Regions from separate parts of the Homo sapiens genome. Here region 2 is linked to region 1. A link is an interaction called in ENCODE POLR2A ChIA-PET data of the cell type or tissue named here. Cell type or tissue: OCI-LY7. All regions are shown on one strand.

The links. ChIA-PET counts read pairs that join two places held together with the same protein. Peaks named below come from ENCODE experiments on the same cell type or tissue, not always from the same donor. Only the 100,000 strongest peaks of a DNase experiment are listed, where the experiment ranks them.
Region 2: POLR2A ChIA-PET joins it to region 1 with 5 read pairs; 2 of 35 experiments call an interaction of 5 or more read pairs at or near these places.

The regions. Positions count from the first base shown.
Region 1 is chr7:128,163,493-128,165,992 of GRCh38, reverse strand. No RefSeq gene overlaps it. Among named protein-coding and RNA genes, the nearest start is that of MIR129-1, 43 kb to the left of the region's middle. In OCI-LY7, no CTCF peak of the experiment used is centred here; no DNase peak of the experiment used is centred here.
Region 2 is chr7:127,910,657-127,913,156 of GRCh38, reverse strand. All of the region lies in intron 14 of SND1 (staphylococcal nuclease and tudor domain containing 1), which reads right to left. Among named protein-coding and RNA genes, the nearest start is that of SND1-IT1, 86 kb to the left of the region's middle. In OCI-LY7, no CTCF peak of the experiment used is centred here; DNase peaks (open chromatin) are centred at 806 and 1,026; H3K4me3 peaks cover 1,094 bases; H3K27ac peaks cover 1,752 bases.

The sequences.
Region 1 (2,500 bases):
TGAAGAAATGAGATGCCCTCTTCCTGCCCCTGCCCCTGCCGTTGTGCACGGTTCACTCAGCAATGAGTGAACCAACACTTGCCACCATATGCATATTCCCTGGAGACATATTTGGGGAAACCTGATCAAGGGACACTCGGAGAATAGTGACATTGAGAGGCTGGCCCCCAAAAAGATGGCATCTGTGGTCTTTCCCTCCATATCATCAGCCTCTGCTCCAGACTTCCGAAAGCAGCTCTCCAATGCCTTCAGATTCAGGTTCAATCAAGTGGAGATGGGGAGGGTCAGGTTATGGCTCCACCTCCCTCTCTCTGTGCTTGTTTCCCAGCAAGACATGCACCAAGGCTGCTTTGCTGGGCTCCACCGCTGCTGCCCTTCCCTCACCTGCAGCTCCTGTCCCACTGAGCTGCAGCCAAAATCTGCCTGTTTGGCCCTCTCTCATGGCAGGGACCACATGGCACTCACCTCTGTTCCCCCAGCTGCTTCTGGCACAGTCCTGGGCACAACTGACATTAATGTTGTGTCAGCAAAGATTGAAAGTCCCTTTTTTGGGAACCTACTGCCTCAGTCCATTGCTCCCATCTACCTCTCCATGTCGAAGTCCATGCAGCCGCCAAAACCCAGGTCTAATGCTGATTCCTCCGTGCAGGCCTCTCTGATCCCCAGAGCTATGAGCTCACCTACCGTTAGTCCCTGGATCATGGGGAATGGCTCTCAAGGCTTTGATCACATTGCAGTGTCAATGTGGGATGATTAGTTCTCTAAGCTGCACATCTCCCTGCTGGGTTGTAACTTCTCAGAGCTGGAAGCTGGTCTCACCCATCTCCATGTGCTCCATGTGGCCCAGCTGTGCCACTCAGGCACACAGTAGGTGCCTAGGAAGCTCTGCAATCTGCTTACTGTCTCTCAGCCGAGGGCCTGTCCTGAGATGCAGAGTGGTGCTGATGTTGATATCTCTGAAGACCTGGGCTAGGAGAGGCCTGGCTATTTCAGCAGGAGATCCTGGAGTCCACCCAGGTCCAAGGAGAGAGGCCCTGGATCTGCGCAATGAGCTGTTTGGCAGGAAAGCCAGTGCCTTACAATCACAAGACAGACAGACCCCAGTCTCATCTGGGCCCACAGAAACTTCTGTTATTCAGTGAATAACAATAAACTGGAGACTCAGTGACCAAGGGGTCTGACTCAGCCAGCAAGGATGTGGCAGCTGCCTGCCCAGCACACACATGCAGGCTTGTGACTGGTTCTCTGTGGCCCAGCCCTATCTTGGACACACTGTTGCCCCAGGTTGTTCAGCCTTGCATCCCAGGCCTGTCAGCACATTGATGGCAGCCTGTGAGTCCCAGGGGCCTGCCGGGTCTCCTCATGTAACACTCCCTATCCTCCAAGGTGGGAGTGGAGGAGTTCTCTGTGTGGGAGGGACAGCTGCACCCCACTTTGCCTCTGAGATGCTCTTCCCCAGTAGTGTCTGTGCTGCCACTGAGGGGGCCTTTGGTAACAGGCTGCTTCAGGTAACCAGGCTCATTGTGAGGAGGCACAAGGGTAGGAGGGAATTAGGAGTCCAGGTATGTTCAGACTTAGCTATCGTTGGAATGCAGCGGGGTGGGGCCAGGGGAAGGGGGCTGGGAACCTGGAATGCTGTTTGGCACTGGGGCTCTATTGACTCCCTGGGCTATCTTGTAGCTCTGAGGCAGCAGGAGCTGCAAGATGCCAGGTTGGAGTGCTGCGCTGAAGGTTGCTCATGACTCATTTGTCCCTGCCTCCTTCTGGCTTTCTCACCACATCTCCAGTTCAAATTACTATGAAGGAGAGAATCAGAATGACTCAGGTCGGCACCAGGTTAATGAGAGCCTCTGATTCAGGCCACTTCTAGGCTCCTGGGGTGTCCAGAGATCACAGCCCTTGGGTTAGACATTCCCCACAGGCCCAGTCACCTGGGCTGGAGTACAATTGAGGGGTGAGGGTTGTTGCCTGAACTGAAGTTGTCGTGGCTCCCCCATGGCAGCACTGCAGGAATGGCCACATTTGTGGAAAGACTTCTTTGATGTGTTGAGCACCTTGGCTGTCTTGTCCAATCCAATCATGCTCTGGAATAGGTCTTAACCTCTCCTTCTATCAGCAGTCTGCTGAGATCAGGATGTTGTTGATCACATGGGCCATAGGTTTCATTGCTGAGCTGAGCTCTTCACACCAGGCCTCCCATGGGGCTTGGAGGCAGCTGATCTCACTATATGACGCTGATGGCAATGGGGCCAGAAGGGCCAATGACCTAGTGAGGATCCACAAGGCTGTCTCCCCAGAGGCCACTCTATGTCCTACATCAGCCCCCACATAGTTTGCAAGAATAGGCTCAGCCAGGGAAGACCCGGGACCTCCTGTTGAACATGGGCCAGGAGGAGAGCCCCCCAGTCCCCAACCAGAGGCCCTGTTCTGAGCCCCACAATGGCAAAGTGACTAACTTTGGCAACAGAGTCAAGAAGAAAGAGCCTGGTCAGGAATTAAG
Region 2 (2,500 bases), 250 kb after region 1:
AACAGTGCTCCACCTCTGGGCAGCTCACCTGAGCAAACATTTTCTGAGGTGTTGAATTGCAGAGCTAGGACACTCATATCAAAGGACAAGAAGCTGTGCCCTGCTTTCAAAGTCCAATCCTAGCTCCCTACCTCAAGGTTATCTGCTCTGGTGCCTGAATTTTCCAAGACAAGACTGTTCTGAATAAAAAGTTAAACCAAGTAAGGTACAGACTTGGAACCAGACATGATGCAGATGAAAGAGACATATTCACTTTCTAAATTTTTCTTTTTTTTAGAACTTTCACAACCAAATTATTGTTCATGTTTCCAGGTACAGAGGAGGCAACAAAACTAAGATTTTCAAAGCATATAATTCTATAATCCTTTATTGCCCACTATATATGTGGTTTTGTATTTCTCTTGCTTCTACAATTGTTTCCCCTGTTAAAAGATAATTTTCAATAAGGTAAAGTCTTGACTCTTATTCAAATATAAAATAAACTCATGTAGAAAATTTCATTTTAACCCCACTAATTAATGAGGGAACCAGAAAGGCTCAAAGAGACTAAAGAACAGATATAGATAAGTTACTAGGAATACTGAGGTGAATTTGCTACAGACGCAAAAACAGAGTCAAACTAGGGAGTAAAAATGTAAAGTTTGAAATCATTTCTCTTACAGGGTGGGAATCAATTGTATCTCTTCAGGACTACATTTCTACATCTCTATTTACAAAGATGCAAAACAGCCCAACTAAATGAAGCTAAATAAGAGAAGTGAGAAACCATGTCCTAAATTGGGTGCCCTCCAAAAACAACACAACTCAGTCAAAAAGTGGACTAAGATCTACAAAAGGAGGTAATGAAACACAACCATCATTAACTGTGGTACCTGCTGCAATGAAATTTTGAAAAAAATTCCCATGTAAATCAAAAATGCTTTCAAATTTATTTAAGAGAGGGATGGCCCTGTAGTTCTGGCAAATTTGAATAGGGGAGTTTCAAAAAACAGAAAGTGGTTGCACAGAACCACTTTGTCATATGAACAAAGAAACTATAGACAGCCAGGTGTTGTGGCTTATGCCTGTAAGTCCCAGTTACTTGGGAGGTTGAGGCAGGAGGATCTCTTGAGCCCAGGAGTTCGAGTCCAGCCTGAGCAACATAGTAAGATCTCATCTTAAAAAAGAAATAAAAGAAAGAGAGAGAGAAACAAACCATGTACAAAAAAACTCCAACACAATAAAGCTATGTCTTCCATCATAAGGGTGAGGGCAACTGGCTGAAGCAACTCTCTGGCAGAATCAAGATCAAGGTCTTCTTAGTAACATCCAACTCTTAGCAGAGACATGCTTTAGAAGAGGTGAAAAGAAAAAAGAGGGCCGGATGCAGTGGCTCATGCCTGTAATCCTAGCACTTTGGGAGGCCAAGGTGGGCAGATCATGAGGTCAGGAGTTCAAGACCAGCCTGACCAACATGGTGAAACCCCGTCTCTACTAAAAATACAAAAACTAGCTGTAATCCCAGCTACTCAGGAGGCTGAGGCAGGAGAATTGCTTGAACCTGGGAGGCAGAGGTTGCAGTGAGCTGAGATGGCGCCACTGCACTCCAGCCTGGGCAACAGAGGGAGACTCCATCTCAACAAAAGAGAGAAAGAGAGAGAGAAAAGAGGCCAGCCATGGTAGCTCACTCCTGCAATCCCAGCACTTTGGAAGGCTGAGGTGGGAGGATCACTTGAGCCCAGGAGTTTGAGACCAAGCCTGGACAACAAAGTGAGACCCCATCTCTATTTTTTTGAAATAAAAAATTAAATTGAAAATATAAGAGAAAAGAAAAGAAAGAGAAAGAGTTTGAAGTTTTTTCCAAAGTCTGGGAGAAACTTACGAGGTGGCTGCCACTTTGGCATCAGAGGTTGTGTGCCACAGAGGTGATGGCATGTTTCTGTGCAGTGAGGATCCAAGCCAGTCACCTGTACATTGTAGTCCAACTAGAGTTCAATAAACTTTGCTTGAAGAAAGAAGAAGAAAGAAATAGAGCAATAGCTTTTCCTAAATTAGTGACAACTTGAGCTACGAAACACAACAGGGAGGCAAGGAAGCCACCAGGATAACCCAACACTCCCACCAACCATGGCTTCCAGGCAAGGGGCCAACCATATTTAGAGAGGACACACTGCCTGCTCTGGAGAGCAAGTTCTGCAGACAGTGAGCTGGCTCTTCCAGAGTTCCTTTGGGATTTTCTCGGATACCAAATGCAGAGCCCAGCAGTGGAGCCAGCAGCTACTGTGTGAATGAAGCTCCAGTGCTAGGCAACCCCTCCAGGTCACAGAAACCCACCCGGCAGAACCATAGGCCTTGATGTTGTGCCATCTGTACAATAACTTAGACTGCAGTTGGCAAGAGAGACGTGAGAACATGATGTAGGGCCATGATTTTAGCCAAGTGGGGTAAAAAAGGGAAGGGCTATTTAAAACAACAAAAAACAAATACACTCAGAGAGCATTTGTGCCATCAAATACCAGAG